2 separate regions of the Homo sapiens genome follow, and region 1 is linked to region 2. Evidence: chromatin loops called from intact Hi-C (ENCODE). Cell type or tissue: dorsolateral prefrontal cortex. All regions are shown on one strand. Each heading gives the region's core, and the rest is flanking DNA. Links, peaks and the distances in the headings are about the cores only. Region 1 holds the start of LOC105378129 (a long non-coding RNA gene). Region 2 overlaps LOC105378128 (a long non-coding RNA gene).

Region 1 (8,333 bases), core at 51-8,050, 58 kb before region 2:
ATTGGGAGCATGCACGCTTAGGGGTTCGGCCCCTCTCAGGCCCGGGGGTTGCAAGAAGGCTGTCAGGGAGCCTCAGCCCACTGCTCTGGTGGCCGTGGGAGCTGTGGCTGGAGACAGGCTCGGGTGGCAGAGTCACCTCACCTTGTCCTGGCCGCTGCCCACAGACTGGCGCCTGGGTGTTCTCTGCTGCACAGGCCGCCCCACCAGGGAGCAGTGGAGCCAACAGTCACCTCCCTGAAATGTGGAACTGGGGACCGGACAGGGTTGATTCTGCTGCTTTGGGTGACATATCTGTAACGGGAAGAACTCGGGGGTTCTTGGGGGCCCTCTCCACCCCAGAGCTGGGAGAGAGCCAGACTCTTGGGGCTGGACACAGGGGACAGCGTGAGGCAGATCCCGTGGGTTCTCCAACCCTGATCCCAGCAAACCTCCTATCTGGCCTTGGGATCCATCAGATTCCCTAATATTCTCCCAATAAATGCAACACCTCTTCCTTCCCCAGGCAGGTCCAGTGGTTTCACGTTACCGGCAACCACCAGGGCAATGCAAGCTTGGGAGGAGCCAAGCCAGCTCAAAAGCCCCGAGGATGAGCTAGGCCAGTCCAGGGGTCACGATCTGCTGGGCCGTGGTTCAGTGCCCTCCCCTCCTCTAGGAATAGAACGAGAGAGAGACAGAGAGACAGAGACAGAGAGAGAGACAGAGACAGAATCAGAGACAAAGAAAGTGAGAGACAGAGACAGAGAAAGAGATAGAGAGACAGAGACAGAGACAGTCAGAGACAGAGAAAGAGAGGGAGATAGAGAGACAGAGACAGAGAAAGAGAGAGAGAGGGAGAGAGATAGAGAGAGAGACAGAGACAGAGAGTTAGAGACAGAGAAAGAGAGAGAGGGAGAGAGATAGAGAGACAGAGACAGAGAGAGTCAGAGACAGAGAAAGAGAGAGAGAGAGAGGGACAGAGACAGAGAGAGAGACAGAGACAGAGAGCGCGATTGAAAGACGGAGAGAGGAGGAAACCTCAAGTCGTCCCTGGGCTGAGACCAGACCCACCCTGGGGTTCCCAGTTGCAAGAACTTTGCACACAAGCTGGCTCATGTGGTCTTGGGCTTGCCATCAAGAGGGTTCTATGCACTGAGCGTCCTCCTTCTGGCAGCCCCCTGAGACGCCATGTGGCTTGGGCACAGCATGGGACAGTGGGTGTGGGACAGTTCTTGGCCACACGGGCTCCAGCACCAGCACGGCCCCCTCCTTGGGTGCCAGCCTCGGGTTTGGATCCAGGAGACAGGTTCGGCAAGGCTCTGCAGGACCTACAGCTGTGCCGTAGTGGGCCCAGGAGGGAGCACCGATTTTGCAAAGGCAAGAAAGGCTCAGGCGCAGCTGCAGGATCGGGAGCAGCCCTACTGTGTGCCGTCCACCTGTGGGCCTTCCACGTGTGCGCAGGAGGGCTGCAAAGCCGAGTGTGCGTGAAGGCTGAGAAAGGCCGAGTGTGCATGAAGGCTGAGAAAGGCCGAGTGTGCGTGAAGGCTGAGAAAGGCCGAGTGTGCGTGAAGGCTGAGAAAGACCGTGTGTGGAAAGAAGCCAGAGTGCTCTGTGCAATGCGGTCCCAAGCACAGGCGACCGAGGGGGCCTCCCGGGCCAGAGCAGTGTGGAGCACCCCCACCACAGCACCTGCTTCCTGGGAGCCCTTGCTCAAGGGGGCCTCCTGTCCCCCCTTGTCCCGGTCCCCAGAGCTGTTCTGGGCTCCTGTCAGCCCCGTGTCTGCTACCATCTCTGTGGCCTCGCCCTTTGCCTCGGCCTGGCGGGAACAGAGCAGGCCCCTGGGTGGCCACCAGCTCCTATTATCAGTAGGGCCCCCTCCACCCTCCACGCAGTCCTCAGGTGCCCCGCACTGGCCAGAGGCTCTCGCCCCAGCTGGTCCTGGGGGACCCTCGAGGGGAGCGTGCCCGGGGGCTGGCACGGAGCCCGTCTCTCCCAGAGGCCTCTGCCTCTCACCAGCGTGGGCACCCCACAGGCCCTGGCTTCCTTCTTTGCCTCTTGCTGGCCGGGAGGAGAGGGTGGTGGAGGGGCTGGTAACCCACATCTCACCCCTCACTTCGGGGTCACCCCAGCTGCGTCTTTGTCAGCTTGGGGTGGAAAATGGAAGGGACTTTGTGAACACAGGGCCCTTGGAGGCTGACGGCCACGTGTCTGGAGCAAGGCCGGGGCATCCGGGGCCTGGGGCGCACAGGCCGTCCCACCATGGTGCAGGCCCCATGGGGAAGCTGCAGCCCTGCCCGTGTGCAACGCAGGGAGGAGACGTGGGGCTGGTCCGCCCCAGTGGCGTTTGAAGCAGGAAGCTCAGTATGGACTCAAGTTGTTGTTTATTATTACAAGAACAAACTTATTTTCTGAGAGATGGCTCTTAAGCAGGCAGTATGCTGAGGGCTTTACTATTTAATTTTTAGAGCCGTCTCATGAGGCAGGAACTATTTTTATATTTACGAAAGAGAGGGTTAAGGAACCTGTCCAGAGTGGGAGGGGACATCCCCTCGGTACGTGTGCAGGAGAGCCAAGGGGGCACCCTGGGGGACGGCGCAGAGCGGGAGGAGACCCAGGCACACAGTGGTGGAGATGGCTGGAGCCAGGCCAGGCTCTGAGGAGGCCCGGAGACAGGCGCGAGGCCAGGGCTGCTGCGGGAGCCACGCCAAGGACAGGGTGTGTATGGGGAGGCGGCCGTGCTCTGGACGACCCTTTAGAGTTGGCTCCAAAGCTCGCCCGCAAAGCTGTTTTGCCCTTTGAAGAGAAATAAGATCACTTAAGATTTCTGTTTGTTTTTTTTTAACAGAAAAAGAAAATAAATACAAATATTATTATTCCTATTATTTGCAGGAATGTGAGACCAGCCCGGTTCAACATTTGGAGTTTATTTGAGCAGAGACAACCTCTTGAAGATGGAGAATCCCTCTTTTTTTTAAAAGCAGTTGCTGAATTTTAGAAACACATAATGTGTGTTCTCTCTACATCCAATATAGTCAAAGGACGGCTTAGTGAGGACCCCTTGTCACACCCAGGGGAACCCAGAGAAGGCAGAATGTCTCAGCTTCCTGTCCCACAGCCAGGGGTTCTCAAACATTTGTCTGTGGACAGCGGCACTTGTGCCCGTGCAGGGCATGGGGGACAGAGATTGGTTGATCTGCGTGTCATCACCCTCATGGATCAGCACCGTCCCTCTCCAGCGACCTTTCTATCACCATCCATTCATTCGCTTATTTATTCATTCATTCTCTCATTTCACAAACACCCCATGAGCTCTCATCACGGTCAGTGGGACAGAGGTGGTCCCTGACTTTGGGGAGATGGTATCCCAGTGGCCCTTCCATTCCATCCAAGCCCTTTCTTTCCACGGAAGCACAGACACCCCTCTCTTACCTGCACTCTTTTCTTTAGGCAACTAAGCCTCAACATTTGAATCTATCTAAAAATAAAGAAGAAGAAATGGCATTTTATTAGAGATTTTTTAAAGATAAAAAGTAATCAAGCCTCTGAAGAAAAGACCATCCATCTCCCTGTGGCCTCGCCAGCCATCACGAAATGCTGTAATTTGGGGAGAGAAGATGCATTATACTGCATCTTAATATTAGAAAAACCCGCAGTCTTTGACTCAGCAGTCCCACTTTTAGGTTTCTATACTGCAGAATAAAAGCGTGAGTACATAGACACTAGAATACAAAGGTTTTCATTTTCAGAATTATAACACAAAAACGGAATTGACACGGATGTTCCTCAACAGCGGCAGAGGTGAAAAAATTATTGTAAGGTCCACTGTGGAATCTTTTGCATCTGTGAAAAGTAATGAATCAGTGACATCCAAATTAATATGGAGAGATGTTCATTATTCAGTGAAATAAAACAAGCTGCTGAGTAACATGTACTGTAGCATTTCATTTTTTTTTTTGTAAAAAGAACAATAATGGCACCCTGTACATCTGAGCAAAGATTAACCACGGAGGCTGCACCTCAGATTGGAAACATCGGTCACTACAGAGCTGGGATGTGAAGAAGGTTAGGAGGGACATTCCAAACGATTTTAGCACACAGACCTCTTTTTTTTTTTTTTTTTTTTTTTAACTTGTTCCAACCAACATGTATCACTTTCAAAAGGAAAAAAGAAAAGAAAAAAATCCAATGATTACCAGAAGTCAGTCACAATAGTAACAAGACAGAAAAAGACTCAAAGCACAGCCGCTCGTGGGACGTTTCAGTGGATGAGAGAGTCCCTGGCATGTTCTGTGCCGGGAGCTGGCAAATTTGCTGCATAATGGGCCGGAGAGCAGGCGTTCTGGGCTCTGTGGGCCACGTGGTCTCTGCCATACCACGAGAGCTGCCCTGTGTGATAGACCCATGAGCACAGCACGTGACAGGCAGTGGGGGCTGGGTTCAAATGAAACTATTTCTGGACACCAGAATTTAAATTTGGTATAATTTTTGTGTGTCACAAGATGCTATTTTTAAAAATTTTTTTCAATCTTTTAAACATGAGTCTATGGGCCATTCATGTTAGAAAGTCAAACAGAATCAGCACATTTCATTTTAGAAAAATACAACCCTCTCATCCCAATATGGATGGATGAAACCAGGAAAAAATATTTCATTAAGGGAAAAAAGTGCTTAACAAGGCCAGGAAATGCGGGAATAAAGAGATGCGGAATTCTGCACACGATGGGCTGTGTATGTCCCACTTTATAACATAGAAATAAAAACGTTTTTAAAAGTGTGAAAAAAAATTCTCAACTTGTGTCCGTTTAGAAAAACACCATGGGCTGGATGTGGCCGGGGGCTGTGGCTGCTGACCCTGGTTCCAGGGCCGCGTGGGTGAATGTGGGGGGTCCTTGCCCTCAGGAGCAGACAGGCAGTGGGGGGTTCTTGCCCTCAGGAGCAGACAGGCAGTGGCCTGGGGGAAGACAAACTCCTGCGGCCTCTCAGTCTTCATGGGCATCACCTCTGGCTACTCCCAGCCTGGGATTTGTGTCTAAAGCCAGGCTGCCCTGGCATGTGTGAAAGCTGACCAAGCCCAGAGGTTCCTCTCACCGGATGGCCGGCAGGAGGTTTCTGCAGGCCTGATGAGCCGCACAAACCAGGGTCAATTTTCTTGGGTGGGGGTGACTCACCGCCAGCATTCCTGGTTCCTGGACAACAGCAGGTCCACACAGCCACAACTTGGATAAGGACACACTTTCAAAGCAGTGGACTGACAAGCAATGCCAGGAAGAACTGGGCTTCCTTGCCACAATGTTGTATGTGGGGAGAAGAAAGATCCTAGCATCGTTTGAGGTTCAGAAAGATGGCTTGGTGGGCGTGGCAGCAGACTGGGCTGCAGGTGCAGACAACAGGGATGCCTGCAAACCACAGCTGAGCATTGGAAGGCCGCAGCCCTCCTTCCCCGCTAGAAGCAGGAGTCATGGAAAACTGACACAGCTGAAAGCCAAGTGCTTTCCTGGGCAGGCACCTGACCTGACTTTATTCAGACCCATGCTCTCTGATAACAGAGGGTCGAAAAATCATTCTTTTGCTCAGGACGTGTATTTTGCACAAATATCACTTTAAATAAATTTTTTACAACCTTTAATAGATCTCTGTTGACCCCACTCAAATTAAACATTATTAAAGATAAAGACAGCATTTGGGCCTTAACACGTGCCAGGCCACCAGGGACCAACAGGGAAGAAATGATCCACAAAAGCTACAAATGCCACAGAATCCACCAAAGCCACAGAAGCCACGAAAGCCACAAAAGCCTACCATCTGCTGCAGATGGAATCTGAAGTCACGTGGGCTTCGGAGGCACAGCTGTTTCCTGGCAATGCTGTTTCCTCAGGCGGTGGCCACATTCTTAAGGAAAACGTAGGCCTGCTTTCTCCCAAATCTACAGCTGCAGGCAACTTTAAGGCATTTTCGTTTGGACCAGAGCATTCTGTCTGTTGGGAACCTGTTTCAGTGAAATTTGTTCAGATTGTAATTTTTTAAACTGAAAAACAGAACAAAAACATAACAAAACAGAACTGCATAACTCAGATCTCATGAGCCATGGACTTGTCCTTTGGTTAAGAACCAGGTACAAGGAGTGACAAGGTGAGGAGGGAAGAGGGAGGAGAAGGGAGGGAGGAGAAATGGGATGAGGAGTAAGGAAGGAGGAGGGATGGGGTGAAGAAGGAGGAGAGATGGGGTGAAGAAGGAGGAGGGATGGGGTGAAGAGGGAGGAGGGAGAGAGACAAGGTGAGAAGGGAGGACAGGTAGTAGGGAGGGATGAAAGGAGAGAGGAAGGAGGAGAGAGGAGGAAGAGTGATGGGGTGAGGAGGGAGGAGGGACTGATTGAGGAGGGAGGAGGGGTGGGGTTGGGAGGGAGGGAGGAGGAAGAGGGATGGGGTAAGGAGGGAGGAGACAGGCAGGAGGAGGGAGGAGAGAGGTCGCATCGCTCCACTGCGCTGCTCATGTCCACCGACTCGGGGACTCCAGCCAGCCAGGCAGCTGCTGGGAAAGCCAGTGTGTCTGCCCTTTCACATGACTCAGAACACATCTGAAAACCAGCCAGCCGGTCTCTGACAGGGCATCAGAAAGTGCCACCTATGGAATCCCAGGTCGCCAGCTGCAGTTTGTCCCTCCGCTGCCAGCGCTTTGCAGTGTCCGTTTTCCCGCTCTCAGACGAGGACATGGTCGGGTCTGCCCCGCAGGCTGGGCGAATCCTCGCCGCCCGGCACACAACGCGTCCTGAGGGCTGTGGGTTCTTCTTGCGGCTTGCTTTGGTGCACCTGGCTAAATATTAACTGGGCTGGCATAGCGGAGAAGGGCTTGCGGTGTTTAATGAAGTGGACATTTATTCCTAAATTGTCAACCGGCTGCCTCCCGTCCTTCTGTTCCTGGCATGCTTGGGAGCTGAAAAGGAGAGCAGCTCTTGAGGTCGCTCCACCGGGCAGGGCTGGGCAGGACAGAGGCCCCGCCTGAAACTGAGCCACCATGAGGCCAGCTCTGGCAGGGGTGCGGGCCAAGGTAAGGGCTGGCCTGACCAGGGCGCCCAGCGGCTGGACCTGAGCCGGGGTCCCTTTCTCACCCATGCTCCATGTCCAGCCAGGGTCAGCAGGGGCTCTGCTCCAGGCAGTCACTCTGGGACCCAGGCTGTGGTGACTCAGTCTGGACTTGCTATTTATGGCATTATTTCTGTCCTGCCAGAGTTCAGTGTGAGCTTAGAAATTAGGGAGAAAGATTCATAGTAGGCAGCTGTTCAGCTCGGTGAGATTTTTCAGACACCTGCTTCCTCAGCTGTGCATCTAGTACCTTGAATCAGCAAATCAGCAACCAGCCTTCCCTATTAGAATCACATCATTCAACAGTTTGCTTTCAGTGGAGTCCATCCCAACTAAAGTAAGTGTTAGACAGGCCAGGTCCAGATGTGGGCCATGCAGACCTCAGGGCCTACAGGGCTGCCACCGGACTCCCGAGACTCCAAAGGATTTGTAAATGATTCCAAGCAACTTGTGCTTGGGGAAAGAAGAGGAGCTGCATGTCACATCTGGGCACCAACATTTAATTTTGGGATCCTTTAGATAGCAGGGAGAGTTGGTAAACTGATTTTTTTTTAAACAGGAAGCATTTGACAATCATTGGCAAACTTGGAGGAAAAGTTTGGGGCACATTGGATATGTCTTTAAAAAAAACCACCCTTTTAAACAGAAACATCTGCTATTCTAGTATTAAAGGCTTTGGAATTTGGGAGCTGGTGAGGGATGCACATGCTCGTGTCACCTCATATTCACACCTTAAGAACCAGAGACGTGACGGATTGCTTGACCTTATGCCCAATTCCAGAAGGCACTCAACATTGGCAGGTGTATTAAGAGAAAAAAAGTCCTCTTCCCATCTCTAGAAAGAAATTATCCGGGCATGCTGGGGCATACCAGCCATCTAGCTGCGTGACAGGTGGAAGCAGGAAGGTGGCTTGAGCCAGGAGTTCAGATCTGTAATAAGCGAGGATTGTGCCACTGCACTGCAGCCTGGGCAAACAAGACCTCTTCTCCAAAGACACGGTCCACTGACCAAAGACCCTCAGAGTGCCTGTGATGTCAGAATTAGTCAGGCACTAAAATTACCCGGCTTTTTTTCACTATTCTCAAGCAGGCGGTGGTGTTTCCACTGGTGCAAAATATGCACAAGGACATAGGAAGCTAAATGTCTTTATTTTATGTATTTATTTATTTTTGGGTTGGAGTCTCACTCAGTCGCCCAGGGTGGAGTGTAGTGGCCCGATCTCGGTTCACTGCAACCTCTGCCTCCCAGGTTCAAGCGATTCTCCTGCCTCAGGCTCC
Region 2 (8,330 bases), core at 331-8,330:
CACATCTGATAAAACAATGCCTGGCCACTGATGAATTCATGAAACCCAGAGAAAAAACTAAGAAAGCTCCGGGTATGGAAAACAGAAGAGAATCCAGGAAATGGTAGCCTGGCTCTAAACAGCTAATGCTGGAGTGCCTGATTGTAGGTGAGCCCGCTGAAGGGCTGCGTTTCATTTCCAACGCCAGGTGATGTTTTCCTGGGAAAGATCTGGACTCCGCCTCGCCTTCTGCTCACCCAGGTCCACTGTTCCTGCAGCCTCGGGCTCAGCAGTGGATGTGACTTTGGGTCCAAATGACAAGTGTTCCAAGCTAATGCCACGGTCCCCATCAGCTTCTTAGCACCCTTGAAGAATTTCTCAACTCTTCCTGGTGGACCCAGATGTGTGTGTGTGTGTGTATAAGTGTATGTGTGTGTGTGTGTATGTATCAGTGTGTGTATGTGTGTATAAATGTGTTTGTGTATAAGTGTGTGTGTATAAGCATGTGTGTAGGTGTATTTGTGTGTGTAAATCTCTGTATAACTGTGTGTGTGTACATGTGTATGCGTGTCTCTGTGTGAGTGTGTATGTGTATGTGTGTATCGTGTGTGTATGTATATGTGTGTGTATAAACGTATGTGTGTATATGTATAAGTGTGTGTATGTGTGTATAGTGTTTGTGTGTAAGTGTGTACGTATAAGCATGTGTGTATGTGTGTATAAATGTGTGTAAGTGTACGCGTGTGAGTGTGTAAATCTGGGTATAAGCGTGTTTGTGTGTGTGAGTGTGTATATGTGTATGTGTGTCTCTCTGTGTGCGTGTGTATGTGTATGTAAGTGTGTATGCGTGTGTGTATGTATGTGTGTGTGTGAGTGTGTGTGTGTGACACATTCCGGCCCAGTCACCTCTGTTTCCCATGAAACTGCATGATGGGACCTCACTGCTGTACTGGTCAGGGTTCTCCAGAGCGACAGAACCACTGGGAGAGGCAGATACACACTGATTGGGAGGAACGGCTTCCACTATCCCCGTAGCTGGTGCGTCGCAGGATCTGTTGCGTGAGGTTCAGCTGGTGACCCGAAGAGGCGCGGGGGTCCTTCAGTCTGGAGGAGCAGCTTGAGATCCAGAAGAACTTAAGATTCTGCTCGAGTTCAAAAGCAGGAAAAAAGCCGAGGTCCCACTTCGAAGGCTATGAGGCAGGAAGAACTCCCCTCTCCTCCGGGGGTCAGGGGGTTCCTGGTGCGTGTTCTGTTGAGGTTTCTGCTGCTGGATGAGCCCTCACACACACACACATCAGGGAGGACACCCACTTTACTTAGTGCAGCGAGTCAAATGCTGATCTCGCCCAAAACACCCTCTGGACACACCCGGGATAATGTTTCACCCGCAGCCCAGTCAGGTTGGCACAAAATCCAGCACCGCGGCCCATCACGTGAAAAAGCTGCTGCTTCTGTTCTTCGCCACCCCTACTCCATCATGTGAAAAGCTGCTTCTACTGTTCTTAGCTCCCCCCATCATGTGAAAAAGCCGCTTCTTCTGTTCTTCGCCCCGCCACTCCACCATGTGAAAAGCTGCTTCTCCTGTTCTTAGCTCCCGCTCCATCATGAGAAAAAGCTGCTTCTTCTCCTGTTCTTAGCCTCCCCCACCCCCTCAGGCCTCCTCCCAGGCAGCTCCACACCCGACTGGGTCTCGGGGGAGCCCTGCGTCAGCACCAGCCCTCACACTTGCTATCAGGGCTCAGACCCGCGCCTGCAGCTCGATGGAGGCAGATCCCACACATTCCCCTCAACCCTTCTCCCGCCTTCCCCGCCCCTGTTACGCTCATGTCCCATTCACTCCAGAGAACACAAGCGGTTCTGGTCAGGCGGGGTGACCTCTGCCTTGGAGGGAGCCACAGCCATCTGCTCTGTGAGAGGCGGACGGGCCGCACCCAAGGCCTAGTGCGGGGGGTGTGGAGGGGCGTGTTCCCTCTGAGCTGGCTTGCAGGGGCAGCATTCAAAGGGACTTGCATGGAACATGTTGTCTTTTCCAAAATATCAAAGATGAGTAAAAATGCATATATCTAAAGCAGTAGGGGAGGTTAGCTGGGGACCCCCGAGCTCTTGGTCACAGAAGAGGGTAAGTATAGGCTGCACAACTGACCCCCAGCCTTCCTGTTGCCCTTTTAAAGGAGAGCACCCTAAGGAACTGGTCACGTTTCTAAAATGTGTGTGCATGGGAGGGTGTGTGCGAGGATGTTTGTGTGCATGGATGTTTGTGTGCATGAGAGTGTGTGCATGGGAGTGTGTGCATGGGACTGTGTGTGCATGGGACTGTGTGCATGTGAGTGTGTGTGCATGGGACTGTGTGTGCATGGGAGTGTGTGCATGGGACTGTGTGCATAGGAGTGTGTGTGCATGGGAGTGTGTGTGCGTGGGAGTGTGTGCATGGGACTGTGTGCATGGAGTGTGTGTGCATGTGAGTGTGTGCATGGAGTGTGTGTGCATGGGAGTGTGTGTGCATGGGAGTGTGTGCATGGAGTGTGTGTGCATGGGAGTGCGTGCATGGGACTGTGTGCATGGGAATGTGTGTGCATGGGACTGTGTGCATGGAGTGTGTGTGCATGGAGTGTGTGTGCATGGGAGTGCATGCATGGGACTTTGTGCATGGAGTGTGTGTGCATGGGACTGTGTGCATGGAGTGTGTGTGCATGGGACTGTGTGCATGGAGTGTGTGCATGGGACTGTGTGCATGGAGTGTGTGCATGGGAGTGTGTGTGCATGGGAGTGCGTGCATGGGAGTGTGTGCATGGGAGTGTGTGTGCATGGGAGTGTGTGCGCATGGGAGTGTGTGTGGATTCTATTCTTTACTGAGAACATGTAGGAAAGTCATTTTTTCAAAAAGCAAACACTAGTCCTGTGGGCTTTGAAGCAGCATGGGGTCATTTAAAGGCCACTCAATGCCTATCAGAGGCTCCTCCATCCTGACCTGAGATTCTGCCAACATGGTATCCAAAGGTGACTACTCGGGGACTCCCAGAGCTGTCCCAGCAAGCCGATCCCCCGGGGGGAGAAGGGACACCTCAATGCTGTAGTCAATCAATATGCGAATTAATATCCTCCCTCTTCATGCCTTATCAGAAAAACAGGCTTTCTAGAGGACATTATGTTTTTACAAACAGTGAATAAAAAGCCTTTTAAATAACCCGAGTTCAGGTTTTCAGGGGCGGGCAGTCTGCTCCCTTTAGGCACATTTAGTAACATCTACTGGGGTGCCTCAGTTTTTGCAATAGTCTGGTGCTGCCGGCACCTGAGAGGCCCCAGCGAGACCAGGCTTCCTGCAGTACAAGCACAGGGTCTGCAGATGACCTGTCCTGCCGAAAACGCCCGTTGTGCTCCTGATGAAAAACACTGATGTTTTCATTTAAAAAGAGCAAGAAAAAACAAAATCCTGTTTTCTGTTTTTTAAAAAATTACACCAAAGTTTTCCCATCAGGCAAGGTCCCCAAGCCTCCCAGGCGGATCTAGGGACTTTAATTCCCCATTATCCTCCCTCGTGGGGGCTTCCTCTTCCTGCTGCAAGGCTTGGTGACGGCGCCACCATCCTCCCACTGCCTGAGAGACACACCCAGGAACAAAACCTCGGAAGTCCCTCGGCCAGATCTACCCATGACCTGGCCTCAGTTACTCAACCCAGCCAGCCCTGAGTTAATCCTGGAAAAACCAACGAAACTTGCTTTCTTCCCACTCCACCCGCCCGGCTGTCTTCTCGGCTGCTGTGTCTTTGTTTGAGATGGGGCAAGGGGAGGCAGCCGCCCAAGGAGGGCTGGTCTCAGAGAGAGGCGGCAAACGCTGGCACCCGCTTGGCAAGTGCCAGGGATAAGGAGGAAGAATGAAGAGAGAAGAGGCAAAGACAAATATTCTTTTGTAAAGAAGACGAACTGCTGACTTCAGCCAACATAAAGCGTGTATCTATAAAGCACGGCTTTGGAAGCCAAGGGCGTCCAGAGGACAGGAGGAGAGAGCTCTTTATCTCCTGTCTGCCTGGTCTGTCTCGTCATGAGTCAGGAGGGAGCATTCTGGGGTGACGAGCATTTGCTTTGTGGTTGTACCTGTGGAAAACCCATCCCTTGACTTTTCTAAAGCCAAAATTCAAATACGCCTTACCAGGATCCCCATGAATCTGCTGGTATACATCAGAGCAACTATCATCAGTCCTCTGCTCAGGAGAAACTAATCACTGTACCTATGCAGAACACCAGAACAGGCTCACAGTTTCCCAAGGCTGATAAGGAGGGAATATGGACTCAGCCGCCCATTCTGCTGGTCAGCAGCTATTTGCTGAGCCCGTTCTGTGTGCTGGCTACTCGGTTAGATGTTGGGAACATGATGAGGAATAAATAGCAAAGGATAAGTAAACAGACAATTATAACACAGTGTGTGATGGGCAGATAATGCCTCCAAAGAGATCAACACCCTAATACCTGAGCCTGTGATTGTATTACAGTTCATGGTAAAAGGACTTTGCCCATGTGATTAAGATAAAGGTCTTGAGATGGATATCTGGGTTATCCGGGGAGGGCAAATGAATGAAAGAAACAGATGTGACAGTGGATCAAGGGGCTGGGGTGATGTGAGGAAGGCTCTTGAGCCAAGGCATGTGGGGAGCTTCTAGAAGCTGGAAAAAGCAAGGAAGTGTATTCTCCCCTAGAGCCTCTGGAAGGAACGCAACCCTGCTATCTTCTTGATTTCAGATTTTGGATCTCTAGAACTGTCAGAGTATAAATTTGTTGTTTAACGCTGTACCTTTGTGGTGATTTGTTACACAGCAATAAGAAACTCATACAGTGCATAAAATATTACATGGAACCTACTGCTAACACCATGCCTAAAGGTGAAGATCTGAACACATCGCCTTAAGACCAGGAAAAAGGCAATGACGGCCTTCCTTACCGTGTTATTTAAGGTAGCACTGGGAGTCATAGCGAAGTCAATTCGGCAAGAAAAAAAGACATACACATGAAAAAGAAAGAAAGAAATCAATCTCTATTTACAAATAAAATAATTCTAGAAGTAGAAAATCCCAAGAAATCTACAAAAAACTTCTGAGAGCAAGGTCATAGACATAAGATCAACATATAAAAACAAATTACGTTTGTATATGTGGAAATAAAAGTTAAAAACATAGTATGATTTACAATGGCTCCAAAGGAAATGTATACTTAGGCAAAATCTAACAAAACATCTATAGTATTTATATGCAGAAATTATGAAATGTTGATGAAAGAATGTCAAAGAAGACCTAAATAAATGGAAAGACTTACCATATTCATGGGCCCAAAGAGTCAATATAGTAAAGATGTTGGTTTCCAATGTGATCTAGCAAAATTTCAGCAAGGTTTTTTTTATAAGCATGAACAAGCTTATGGTAAAATTTGTAGGAAATGACAAAGAACTTAGAATAGCTGAAACAATTTTTTTTTAAAAAAGAAATTAAATAGCAGGAATCTACCTGATGTTGAAGCTTATTATATAGGCATGGCAATCAAAATCTTGTGTTAGTAAGAAGGGTTAGATCAACGTAATGAAATAAAGAGCCCAAAAATGTACCCATACCAACATGGCCAGCTGATTTTTTTTTTTTTTTTTTTTGAGACAGAGTCTTGCTCTGTCACCCAGGCTGGAGTGCAATGGCTTGATCTCGGCTCACTGCTACCTCTGTCTCTCAGGTTCAAGCAAATCTCGTGCCTCAGCCTGCCAAGAATCTGGGATTACAGGCATGTGCCACCACACCTGGCTAATTTTTGAATTTTTAGTACAGACGGGGTTTTATCATGTTGGTCAGGCTGGTCTCAAACTCCTGAGCTCAAGCAATCCACTTGCCTTGGCCTCCCAAAGTTCTGGTATTACAGGCATGAGCCACCGCACTTGGCCACCAGTTGATTTTTGACAAAGTTGCAAAAGCAATTCAATGGGTGGATGATGGCCTTTTGAACAGTGGTGCTGGAACAAGTGGACAGCTATAGGGAAAACAGTGACCCTCAACGCAAACCTTATGCCTCATACAAAAGAAAACTGAAAGTGGATCACAGATGTAAATGCTAAGTGTAAAACTATAAAACTTTTAGAATAAAATATAAGATAAAATTTATAGAACCTAAGGCTAGGCTGAGTTTTTACACTAGAAACCAAAAGCACAATTCATAAAAAGACAAATTGATAAATTGGCTTTATCAAAATTAAAAAGTTTTGTTCTGGAAAAGGCCCTGTGAAGAGGATGAAAAGACAAGCTACAGACTGGGAGGAAATCCTGGCAAACCTCATATCCAACAAACACTTTTTATCTAGAATATATAAAGAGGGCTAAAAATTCAATAGTAAATAAAAACAAACCAAAAAAATCCAATTAAAAAATGGGTAAAACATTTCACTAAAGAACGAACATTTCACTAAAGAAGATAGAAATGGAAAGTAAGCACATGAAAAGATATTCAACATCATTAAATATTAAGAAAGAGCAAATTAAAACTATAATGAAGGCTGAGCACAGTGGCTCATGCCTGTAATCCCAGCAGTTTGGGAGGCCAAGGTGGGAGAATCACTTTAGTCCAGGAGTTCAAGACCAGCCTGGGCAACATACTGAGAACTTGTCTTTAAAAAAGTAAATGAAAAGAAAATTAGCCCAGCATAATGGCATGTATCTATAGTCCCAGCTACTCAGGAGACTGTGTTGGCAGGATCACTTGAGCTCGGGCGGTGGAGGCTATCGCGTGCTGAGATTGTACCCCTGCACTCCAGCCTAGGAGACAGAGCAAGACCTTGTCTCAAAAACCAAAACCAAAACCCAGAAAACCAAAAACCGTAATGAGACATCACTACAAACCTATCAGAATCCCCACAGTTTTAAATGTTGGTGGGAATGTGGCGAAATTGGATTACTCTTCATTGCTGGTGGAAGCGTAGAATGGTACAGCCACTCAGAAAATAGTTTGGCAGTTTGATTTTTTTTTTAAAGAAACAAACATTCACTTAACTTGCTTTAAAGAGATAAGCTTTCTCCCCTAATTGACTAGCCTGCCTCGCATATTGGAAGGTTCTGAGCACCCCATGCTGAATGTGGAGGCAATGCTGAAACTGCAGTTCTCCTCCTCAGGAACCACGACCCTGTTGGGGAGAGAGACATGGCACTGGGTATTGTTTCTGCACCAGGCCCAGTGCTGTGCACCCCACTTTCACTGCCTCGTGAAATCCTCAAAATAACGTCATGTGGCCGTGACTTTTTCCCCCACCTCACATCTAAGGAAACTGAAGCTTGGAGGGGTGAATCCTCGAAGCAGAATACTGGGAACCAGGCCTGCCTGATGCTGAAGTCCATGGAAACAGGCCTGTTGGCAAAATGAAATATGCAGAAGAGGCTCTGCAGAGCAAAAGTGAAAGGAGCATAGGGGCACTAAGAATGAATCATTGACTCTGGGGTGTTTGGGGAGGACTTTCCAGCAGGGTTTTGAAGAGTGCATAGGAATACCACAGATGAACAAGAACAAAGAGCTTTCAAGGTATAGTTAGATGTTTGCCTGAAATCTCAGTTCTCTGATGAGAAGTCATTAATTTACAGTTTCCTCACTTTTTCCTTCCTGTAATGGTGAGAGCGACACCTTTTCCAGCTCTCGACCTCCCAGAGCCGCACCTGCCGGGGGGATGTGGGGTAAAACTGACACAGCTTGCTCATTAGCTGGGGTGGAGGGCTGAGAGGCAGGGAAGAGTCAAGGGCACAACCTCTGGTTTCATTAACTGGCCAGTTAGTCACACACACACGTGCATATGTCCACATGCTCACACGCACATGCCACATGTATGCAGGACAGGGATGGAGGAATATGAGCTGAGATTTGATCATGTTGTCAGGAGCTTGTGAGGCATTAGCCAGCGTGTGCAGCTGAATGCAGAGGTTTGGCTCCTGTGAACGGGACAGACCTGAGAATCCATAGCACACAAGAGACTGTTAAACCACAGGAGGTGATGACGTCATGTAAAACGCTGATGGAGTAAGAATAGACGCCGCTGAAAAAAGGGAGCATTCATCAGGGGCAGAGGAATCGGCACCTGCGGCGGGAGGAGAAGGGAGAACTGAGAAGGAAAGCAGGAGCACCCGTGTGGGCAGGGAGGAGCAGCTAAGGAGGAGGACAGCGGATGACCAGGACTGCAGCAGGGGAAGAAGGAGCCTGGAGCATAGTGAGCGGCCTGAATGGAAAGAAAAGGAACGCAATCAATGCTTTTTCAGGGAAGATGCCGTTCACTGAGGCTGGTTCGTGAATGCATTTGAGAACATGATCCTGTATAAATATATCTTCCTGTACAGGAATCTTATTAAC

What was found. A loop is a pair of places that touch in the nucleus more often than their neighbours do. Peaks named below come from ENCODE experiments on the same cell type or tissue, not always from the same donor. Only the 100,000 strongest peaks of a DNase experiment are listed, where the experiment ranks them.
Region 1: a loop joins it to region 2, with 3 times the contacts of the local background. A loop is called at or near these places in 7 of 110 quality-filtered maps.

Annotation. Positions count from the first base shown.
Region 1 is chr6:167,545,400-167,553,732 of GRCh38, reverse strand. It overlaps LOC105378129 (a long non-coding RNA gene), which reads right to left and starts at 6,092. Exons shown (of 3, transcript XR_943268.2): 1 at 5,776-6,092; 2 at 3,406-3,451; 3 at 2,341-2,769. In dorsolateral prefrontal cortex, for the core only: no CTCF peak of the experiment used is centred there; DNase peaks (open chromatin) are centred at 2,662 and 4,322; H3K4me3 peaks cover 787 bases.
Region 2 is chr6:167,487,578-167,495,907 of GRCh38, reverse strand. LOC105378128 (a long non-coding RNA gene) reads right to left here. Exons shown (of 3, transcript XR_943267.2): 3 at 6,661-7,122. Among named protein-coding and RNA genes, the nearest start is that of TTLL2, 170 kb to the right of the region's middle. RefSeq lists an enhancer at 2,128-3,035. In dorsolateral prefrontal cortex, for the core only: a CTCF peak has its summit at 3,493; no DNase peak of the experiment used is centred there; H3K4me3 peaks cover 747 bases; H3K27ac peaks cover 14 bases.